Linked DNA regions of Homo sapiens: region 2 is linked to region 1. The links are chromatin loops, found by intact Hi-C in ENCODE. Cell type or tissue: heart left ventricle. All regions are shown on one strand. Each heading gives the region's core, and the rest is flanking DNA. Links, peaks and the distances in the headings are about the cores only.

Region 1 (5,383 bases), core at 211-5,210:
CTGCTTCCAGTCTACCCAGACAGTCCATCCTCTGACCTTCCACCTGAGTGATCTTTCTGGAAAACAAACCAATCCTGTCACTCCTCTGCTTCTTAATGCCAGAGTAGGATTCTCAACTGAAGACTCCCCTGAACTCCAAGAATCCAGGGGCAAAATTGTACATTTATGCCATGTAGCAGAGGTAGTTAGTGATTAACAAATATTCCTTGTGTATCCCCATATATTCCAGCCTCCCTTGCAGTCAGGTTGGAGCATGGGACTAATTTGATCAACTCAATGTGGTAACATGCTGTATTTCATGGTTATCTGTGGCTCTGATTGGAAGTCATGAAGGTTGGATGGCTTTTTTGAATGGGGAAACAAAATAGTTACTTCTTACTAATTCCAATATTTGGGGGGATTAAAAACAAATTTATGAAGACACGTGAGCCATAGGAAAAAAATATTTAAAGAGAGTCCTTAAGAATGAATATTGTGGACCTCTGGCCTACAGAAAAAAGTCCAAACATGACACTCACATCAAAACAGATGAGACACAAAAGCCATTCTGGTTTTGTTGACAATAAAGTCTTGTTGCCCTGTGCTTTGCCAATCTGGACTTTGACTAATTATTTCCCAGTTATGCTTTACACTTCCATGTGGGCCTGCCCTTGCAACCTCCAGTCCCTCATCTCCAGCCTGTCCAGTTCTCCCCTTATCCTGCAAGACCCAACTAAAATGTTGAACTCAACCTTCTCTGCTGAATTCCCATTGCCCTCAGCCATAATTTTAGTCACAATGCTTCTTTCATCATATTGGCATCCCTGACTGTTCGTTAAAATGTGAACTTCTCCCACACATGTAGTGTCTCCTTCCCATCTCTGTGCCCCCAATGCCTAGGATAGTGCCTGGCACAGAGGGGGCATTCACCAACTACAGTCTCCTTGGAGGTACTCTTCTAGGCTCCTCAGATGGGTGGGTTGCATGTGGCGATGAGTAAACTATTTATCTAAGTGCCCCCTTGCTGTTCCTCAAGCGTGCCAAGCCTGCTTTCCCCCACAGCCCTCACGTTTGCACCTATCTCGGCCCAGAACTCTCTCCAGACCTCACATAGCTCTCTCCCCCACATCAGTCAGAGCGGCTTTCTCTGGTCCTTCTCCCTTTATCTCCTTATTCTGCCTTGTGTCTTCACGGCACATCTGGTACATTTTATTTTGCATTTACTATTAAGTCTGTTCATTGTCTCCCCCAAGTAGACTGTAGGCTCTGTGAGGTCAAGGGCTTTGTCTTGTTCATTGCACATTAGTGGGCACTCAAAAATATTTTTGAATGAAGAAATAATAAAGTTATCATATTTTAACACATCAAATCTGAAACCAAGCCTCATTTTTCAAGCGTTCTTTTCATAAAGCCGTAAAGCTTTAGATTAAGAAAGGAATTTGGAGGGTTTACTTGAGCTCTGTATTCTCATTTAACTGAAGTGGAAGCAGAGATCTCTGACAGCAAAATAACTTGCCCCATGCAGGGCTGAAGCTAGAACCCTTGTCTGACTCCTGGGTCTTGACTCCTAGCACAGTGTTTTGCATGTGGTAAGCATTCAGTTAATCAATGAGTGTTAAGTTGAATTAAAACTAGAAAAGGCTGAGCAGTTTGATGCCTGTGTGTGCAGCTTTCTGCCCTGTTTATAAACTGAGCTCAAAAGACATGGGCCTCTAGGGAGTTACTTGAGAAAACAAAAGTATAGCAGATGGGGATCCAGGTTCTTACCCTGACACATGGACTCCGTTGGGCAGACCTAGACCAGTTAACCACACAACTACCTGACCCTCCACACTGCATGTCCCCGAGATCTGTAGACATAGCTGGCACTGTTTCCTGGTCACCAGTGGATGTTAAGGGTCAAAAGAGAAAAGGATCTCTCTTTTAGCCAGGAGCACTGACTAGGTGACTGCTAGGGAAAAGCAAGAAATGCAGCGTCAGCCCACCATGGTAGGTAGTGGTTGAGGAGCCTGAGAACTAAAGCTCCTTCCGTTCTCAACCTCACACTCTGGGCCAGTTACTGAAATTGTCTAGACCTTCACTTGAAAAATAAATCCTATAGTTAGGAATAACCAGGGTTTCATTACAAAGTTCTTGGCACATACTCCAGGACTAAATTATATATGGTAGTGGTGCAAATTGCCAATCAAACAGTGCCTTCCACAATGAGGGGCAAACATAATGAAACCTTAGTTTGGTAGATCATAACAAAATTGCTCATTATTTCTTCGTCTCTCCTTTAGATGGAAAAGTGTCACCTTTTCTATATGTTCTTTGCCCATTTCAGCTTCTGCCCTCAGACTCTCAGGAATATGGAGAACTGTTTCTCTAAACACTCACGATTAAACAAATTAGGAGATTTCCTAATTGTTTAAGGATGTACGGTTGTTCAACAAGGACCCATGTTCCACCACTCTCCTCTTCTGCAGTATGGCAGACAACCATCAATAACCACAGGGTCCCAACCCAAGCCTTGGAGCTCACCTCATAATTCCTCATGGTCCAGAGAGCCTTCACAATCAACTGGAGCTGTTAGATGTAATGAAATTATTTGCCATCCTCAGTTTCAGTTGTATAAAGCCAGGACCAGAATGTACAAACTGTCCTCAAGCTTTTCTCTAACTCTAGGTCATGCATTTCTAAATCAAAGGCAGTTGCCTGTCTTGCAGGATTTGTTTTCTTTCCTTTTTGTTTTTCTATTTTCCTCTAAGCATACAAGGAAGAACAGAGATTTCAACCATTATTTCTCAGTGAACTAAACATCAAACTATAAGTTTTCAAGTCAGCCATGACCTGGCATCTCTCCGTCTTTTGAAAACGAAGCCAAACAATCTATGGTGCGGTCTCCTTAAGCTGTGTCCGAAATATGCAGGGTTGTGCAATATGCAATGTTTTGGTCAGTCACTAGGTGGCATCTAATTGAGGCACCGGGTGAACTCTCCCAGAAGGAGCGTGTTTTAGAGCACACCACAGTTCTCCATTTTGGCTGCCATTGTTTGGTGGGCGTGTTGGAGTTAATCCATTGCCATCTGTCTTTATTTTGCTAACTTACTCAGTCGGACGCCACACAATTGAGTTCTGCAAATGTCGGCTCTCCAGTACAGCAATTACCGAGTCTCTCTCTAAACAATATCACCGCACGGCATTCTTCCTGCCTTGCCTAGAGCTTGAAACATTCAGGCTCATTTTGACTTTCTTTGCTTATAGCGCTTGTCATCTTCAAAGATGAAAGAAAAATGGTCTGAACTCAAAGCCACAACAAGGCATGGCTTCTCTTTCCAAACTGAGTACATACCAATCAACATGTTCCTATTACATAAAAACCCCAGGCAACACAGCCAAGGATGTGGGCTTGTGCTTGTGCAGTCCAGGAAGACACCACCGCCTCCTCCAGGATGCAGACAGAGTGCATTTTGTTGTTGATGATGATGTTGTTCTTTTAATATTTGAGGGACTGGTGGGAGAGGTGGCAAGTGAGGCACATGGAAGTAATAGGAGAAGGAAGTTAGGAAGGAAGGAAGGAGAAAGAGAAAGAAAGAAAGAGAAAGAAAGAAAGAAAGAGAGAGAGAGAGAGAGAGAGAGAAAGAAAGAAAGAAAGAAAGAAAGAAAGAAAGAAAGAAAGAAAGAAAGAAAGAAAGAAAGAAAGAAAGGATATAGAGGAGGAGTGGGGAGTGAGCTGATATTTGAAGGACCTAACTTCCATTGCTGTTCCAGAAGAGGGATGAATTAATAATCTCAGTAACCTAGAAATGGTGTTTATTTTCCATTGTTTGCTCATTTCATTCATTCACGCATTGTGTATTGAAGACCTACTCTGTGTGTCAGGCAGTGTATGAGATGTTCCAGATACAAGTGGGATCGATTCATCAAGATTCATTGTCTTCTTTGAGCTTACATTTTGTGGGGAGACAGACATTGATCAAGTAAACACAAGCATGATAGCTGTTGTGAAATAGACACAAAAACACACAGGGTGTTGCACAAGCACACAATGGGTGCCCTCACCTAGTCTGGGGGCCAGGAAAGGATCTCTGAGATAGGTGAAGATGAAGGGGGTTTTTAGAGTATCATTCTTCTTTGTTGAACTCTCACGTGCCAAATACTCTGCTTTGCAATTAGCAGATGCTAGATTCATATTTGGTGACCAACTAGCAAGTGAGGAAGATCTAGCAGGATGAGAACCAGTGAAAATACAGCCCAGTCCCTGATGGGACTAATTCCTCCTTAATCCTTTGCTTTTGCCTTTTTTTCCTGCCAAAATTATATAAAGATTTGCATCCATCTTTTATCTTTATTTAAGTCCATTTTGTTCAAAGTTTTCAATGCCTGGTAAACCAAAAGTGAATTAAACATTAACATATTAGTTTACATTGCTATCTACTGTAGTTCTTCAGAATCGATTCACTGTTTAAATTTTAGAAAATAGGAGGCAATTTGGGGAGCAAAGAAGAGGAAGCCAGAAAAAAAGGGAACATACTGTGTTTGTCTTCTCCGCTGTATTACCATATTTTCAAATGTAATTTCTGTCTTCAGGGTTTCCACTATGAAGCAGAGGGAGTCCATATCCTATGTATTGACATAAGATTCGAGCAAAGGCAAACCCACGAATATGCAGTTTTTGGGAACTGTAAACTCCCTGAGTTTCATTACAGGTGCTGGAATAGGTGGATATTGAAAGGATTTAATGTGGTCTCACTACTTACCAGTGCATTTGTGAATGACCCATTCTTGTAGGACTTTATCTTGTCAACCAAGTCTATTTGTCATTAAATATTTGTGGTCTGAGTCCTTTAAAGTCATCTCCTGGGAGAACTGCATTGCCAGGTAGTTTGAAGACCAACGCCAGCTACATAGTAACATAAGGAGCCTTTGCCTTGCTTTATTTTGGTCTTAACTCATTGCTCCCCTAAGCTGAATAGGGAATGTCAGGCAGCTGTCCTTCATGCCACTGAGATTCTCCTGCCTGAGGCCCCAACCTTCCAGAAGGTTCAGGTGGCTGGGGCCTTCCAGGGGGAGTGGCTGGGTCTGTGAGGTGGCCCATGGATAGAGCTGGGGTACCCTCTTCCTCCCACCTCTCTGGGATCTGCCTGCACTGTGGACCTGGTCATGTCCTGGGGTGGGGGTGCAGAGGGCAAGTGGGGATACCAGGGGAAGAAGAAATGTCACTTGAGCTGTGGCAGACACTGGAGGGCCAGGCCCTGCACAACAACCACTGTTACCATGGAAACTCCCAAGGAGACCGCCGAAGGCCACTAGAAGCAGCCTTGGTAACATTCTTCCATTTCTGACCTCTCATTACATTTGACATAATTGACCAATCTCATTCTGGAGACTTCTCCTTCCTCGGTTTATGTGACATGAACCC
Region 2 (5,383 bases), core at 210-5,209, 94 kb after region 1:
CTGCTCCAGGCCTCTGTCTCCAAGTCTTCTCTGTGCCGCTGACCTGATCATCTCTCCACTGCAATGCCCTGGAATTGGCACAGCACACTGACCCCACATAGTCCTTCACATGCCGGAGCCAGGCTGAGATGTGCTGTCCACAGAGGCTCCCCTGTCCAGGGCAGGGTCCCCATTCCGCAGCTCTTCCAGTTCTGCCTTGAACCCTCACTCTGAAGGCTCAAAATCTAGTCTCACCCAATGTCTAATCTGAATCTAACCCCAAGGAAACAACCAGAAAAATCCAAACTGAGGATTTGTGAAATAACTGTCCCAGACTCTTCAAAAATCTTAATGTTATAGAAAGACCACAACAAATCTGAGGATTGTTCTCTAGACTAAAGGGGACTCCCCAAAACTCCCCACTCCCCAACAGGCCCCAGTGTGTAATGTTCCCCTCCCTGCGTCCATGTGTTCTCATTGTTCATCTCCCACTTATGAGTGAGAACATGCGGTGTTTGGTTTTCTGTTCCTTTGTTAGTTTGCTGAGAATGATAGTTTCCAGCTTCATCCATGTCCCTGCAAAGGATGACACCAGAGAAATGACAACTAAATACAGTGAATGGTCCCGCATTAGATCCTAAAATTTTCTTAAATGCCATAAAAGATATTAGTGGGAACATTGAGGAAATTTGAATAGGATGCATATTAGATAATATTGTTGTATAAACACTCAACTTTGAATGTAAAAATTATATTGTAGTTACATAGAATAATGCCCCTTTTGCTAGGATAGAAATGATGAAGTATTTTGGGATAAAGGCTCATGATGCTTGCAACTAACTCTCAAGTGGTTCAGCAAGAAATAAACGCCTATGTACACATGTGTACATGGAGGAAAAGGAAGCAAATACTACGAAGTGTTAATATTGGTGAATCCAGGTGAAGGGTATTCAATGCACTATTCTTGCAACCTTTTGAAGATTTCAAATTTTTCCAAATAAAAAGTTGAGATTCACAACACAAAGCAGAGGAGATATACACTGTTGGAATTCTTACCATTCCTATTTCTCTCATGACTCTCCAAGATCCCTACTCACTAAACTACCTCCACCACCCTTCAGGAAAGAAAAAAACTCATGCAGAACAATTCAAGAAACAGATGTGAGGGGGACGGGGAAGCTAGCTAGTCAATAGCTCATTTACTTGCAGATAAACATACTCTGAATTCCAGTTTAGATATAACTGAGACCCCATTACACTTGTAAACACTGGAGTTCATTCATCGTATACATTTAGGTATATGCCCATTGGTTGACACAGGGTAGGAAAAGATGACACTAGTACAAATTACTAGGTCTCAGAAGTCCAAAAGAGGACCTGGGGCCCCAAGACACATCCCCTCTAAAATCCTTTAGCCAGGGTGAGATTATTGCAGGACTCACAATTTTTTCACCAGTGCCAACCCTATTCTTGGCTGCAGGTTGACACAATATACAACAAAGATAGTATTAAGTACAGGTAGAGTTGAAGCTTTCTAAGCCCACTTTCAGGAATCAACTCAAATTCCTCTCTCTCCACAAATTTCTTCTTATTCATTGCTTTAAAAACACTTTACTTGTACCTCTATTAGAACTCAGCCAAATGGATTTCTGATACAATTCTCCTTCAACAATTTTGTCTGTGACCAAACCTTGGTGAGACCACATGATCCAATATTTGACCAGAAAAATGCAGTTGCTATAATTATAGAGATTATTGTATGGTTCCTTTATTACAGTTATTTGGGTACATATCTCTCTCCTGCATAGAGTATATATTCCCTCAAGGGAGGGAGGATTGTTATTCTTCTTTCTGTCTCCTGTTTTGCCCTTCATGAGTAAGTGACTCCAGCCCCTGTCTCAGTTCTGTTGTCACCCATATGCTGATGATGCTCACGGTCACTCCTGCTTCTCTTAGCAACTTCAGGTTAGATATCCAACTCCCTGCTGAACAAGTCCTCTTTTTTTTTTTTTATTTTACTTCAAGTTCTGGGATACATGTGCAGAATGTGCAGGTTTGTTACATAGGTATACATGTGATATGGTGGTTTGCTGCACCCATCAACCCATCATCTAGGTTTTAAGCCCTGCGTGCATTAGGTATTTGTCCTAATGCTCTCCCTCCCCTTGCCCCCAACTCCCCAACAGGCCCCAGTGTGTGATGTTCCTCTCCCTGTGTCCACGGGTTCTCATTGTTCATCTCCCACTTATGAGTGAGAACATGTGGTGTTTTGTTTTCTGTTCCTTTGTTAGTTTGCTGAGAATTATGGTTTCCAGCTTCATCCATGTCCCTGCAAAGGACATGAACTCATTCTTTTTTATGGCTGCATAGTATTCCATGGTGTATATGTGCCACATTTTCTTTATCCAGTCTATCACTACAAGGAACTTAAACAAATTTACAAGAAAAAACCCAACAACCCCATCAAAAAGTGGGCGAAGGATATGAATAAGTCCTCTTTCCGCCCTCCAGGTACTTCATATTCATCCAAACAAAGCTGAACTCATAAACTTTCCCCACATCCTCAAAATTCTGCTCTCTCTCTCATATTCCCTATCTCAGCTGCCCCATTCAGCCAAGCTGCAACCTGATTCATCCTTCTCTTTTATCTCATCTCCCTCAGCCAGCCCATCATTAAAGCCAATTTCTTCTTTTACCTCCTAAACAGTCCTTAGACCCATCCCCTCCTCCCTGCCTACCCTGCCTTTTCCTAGCTGAGGAGCTCACTGTCTCTTGCCTGAACTGTTGAATAAGACTCCTGACTCCCTGCTTCCACTGTTGACCCTTTTGAGCCATCTTCTTTTTTTCTTTTCTAAGTATTATTTATTAAAGAAATATAAAACACATTAAGCACTAAGAATGATAATTTATTTTAATGTTCTGGGGTCCATGTGCAGGATGTGCAGGTCTGTCGCCTAGGTGAACGTGTGCCATGGTGGTTTGCTGCACCTATCAACCCATCACCAAGGTATTAAGCCCAGCATACATTAGTTCTTTTCCCCAGTGCTCTCTCCCCATCTGCTCTCCCCTGAGCCATCTTCTATTCTGCAGTTAGATGACATCTAAGCCTGTCCCTCTCAACATAAAACATTCTATGGCTCCCCAATACAAGAGAATAAAGGTCCACACTTTGCCCAGCCCCTCAGGTCCTGCATGAACTGAACTCTATGCTTCTTATTTCCTTGTTGGCCTTTCCCTGACTTACACTTTATTCTCCAGCTGTGCTAAAGCACTTGTAGTTGCCAATATGTAGCCTGTTGTTTGGCGTTTCTGCACCATCACTCATGTTCCTTCCTCCGTCTGGAGTTTCTGTCTATCTTTTTGACGTAGGTACCCCTTACCCACCTTTCAACACTCAGCTCAGCTTCCATCACCTCTTGAAGCCTTCCCAGAAGCTCCAGGCTGGGCTGAGTGCTGCTTCTCTGTACCCCTGAGGAATCCTCTGTATACCTCCCCCTTGGCCATGACTCTGTTACATGGAGATCCACACATAAATCTGGCTTCCCAATAAAAATTGCAAATTTTTAATGGCAGAAACTGTCAATTTTCATTTGCCTCTAAAGCAGCTAGCATGGTGCTAGGAAAATAATAGATGTTCAAAAATACTTGTCAAAAAGCATACTAATTACCTCCCACTATAACTAGCACAGAGCCATGTTGCGAGAGATGCCCAATGGATATCTTTGGAATAAAACATCCACTGTTTTGTTTCCTGGGCCAGAAGGTAGGGAGGAACACAGCAGACCTGTCATCAGAATCCCAGCCGAGGGATTCTGATGACAGGAGCACAGGGCCCTGTTGCTTCCCCCAAGCACTTTCTCCAAATGCAGCATGAAACAAAGGTAGTTAAAGCAAGAACCCTTTTTCTTGTGCTGTCTCCCAAACCAATTCTTTTACCACCATCCTGGGCCCCTCTCTTTCTCCTGGTCCCCTGAGGTTAGAACCTGCTATCCATCTGTATTTTCAGACTTCAACGTATTGCTTGCCTCCTCTCTATTCTGTCATAGTGCCTGCAATTCCCTTTTTCTCACATTCTAAATTTATATTCCCTAAACAATCCGTTTAGAAGGGTCTGTGAAACTCTTTCTCATCACATCTTTGTAGAATGGCTACTCCCTCTTTGGGCTATATCATCCTAGAATCCAAGATTTCATACACACAGTGTTCACCTGTCTCTCCTGCTGAGACTGTAAGCTCCTTGAGGCCACAGTCTATGGCCCATGTATCTTTGTGTCAGGAGGCCTAGCCCAGTGTCTAGTGTAGGACCTGGTTTATATAGCTGAGTAGCTGAATATTTTCATATAGAGAAAGAGAGTAGGGTCCTGAGAGAGTAGGGAGGATAAACTTTGATGGTGGACAACAGGAATGATTGAGAACCAAATGGATGGGTTAAGCCTCCTGTAGTTTGACGTGATGATGCCCCGCAACACCTCAGGGTATTGAGGGTGGATGGAAGGGATGTGAAGACGGAATGGAGAAATCATTCCCAACAGATTCTGAGAAGTTTTCAGTGGTATTTCCTATGCCTCAGGCTCTGCATCAGGAGTCTTCCTGGAAGTTCTGGAAAATCCTGTAATAGTAGAGCTTAGAGGAATCACATGTGCAGATATTCTATTTAAGTTCAGGCCCATCAGTTTGGTCTCCTTAGTATACTCAAAATCCCACATGGGCTAAGATCAAAGTTTTCATTTGCCTTTAATTCTGGCAGCCCCTCCTGAATGCTTTCTTACCTACAGCAGGTGGCTAGAGAATGTTTGGTGGCTGACAGATTACGTTTTTGACATTGAAAAAGTCTTTAAACATGGAAGTGGCTTCAAATGAGTTTTGACTAATTCTCAGGCAAACAGTCCCAGCCAGATTATATTTGTTTAATTTTTAATGCACATTTCACCACCCCCAGGGATGTCAATAGCCTCTTATTGATTGTGCTTCTAAAAGTCAGGAGTGCGTCCATATAGAAAAGATTGCTGAGTGAACAATGGTGAGCACCATGCTATCAAAGACATCCCGGTGGCACTCCCCAATGAGGGTCTTGTTTTTCATCTTTGATTTATTGTTCAGTTTAAAGCCAACTCCTTTCACACTCATAACTATCATGTCCTCATTCTTAAGTTGCTTGGGGTCATGCTAATTAATACAATAGAACTTCAGTCTTCTTATCTAAAACAAATACCCTAAATGAACCAAGGAAGCTGAAATAAGAAAGTCCAGGTGTGCCCAGAGGAGTTTATAAGCCCAAGAGTGAAAAGCAGAGGAACCTATAAGAGATACAAAATGCAAAGATTTGTTTCTGATACATAATGACAGCCAACATCTTTCAAATATTTGTTAGGTGCCAGATGCTTTTTAGACATTATCTCATCCA

What was found. Peaks named below come from ENCODE experiments on the same cell type or tissue, not always from the same donor. Only the 100,000 strongest peaks of a DNase experiment are listed, where the experiment ranks them.
Region 2: a loop joins it to region 1, with 2.0 times the contacts of the local background. A loop is called at or near these places in 6 of 110 quality-filtered maps.

What each region holds. Positions count from the first base shown.
Region 1 is chr13:44,188,684-44,194,066 of GRCh38, forward strand. No RefSeq gene overlaps it. Among named protein-coding and RNA genes, the nearest start is that of MIR8079, 4.8 kb to the right of the region's middle. RefSeq lists an enhancer at 1-326. In heart left ventricle, for the core only: a CTCF peak has its summit at 2,924 (motif pointing right); no DNase peak of the experiment used is centred there; H3K27ac peaks cover 631 bases.
Region 2 is chr13:44,282,687-44,288,069 of GRCh38, forward strand. No RefSeq gene overlaps it. Among named protein-coding and RNA genes, the nearest start is that of SERP2, 88 kb to the right of the region's middle. In heart left ventricle, for the core only: no CTCF peak of the experiment used is centred there; no DNase peak of the experiment used is centred there.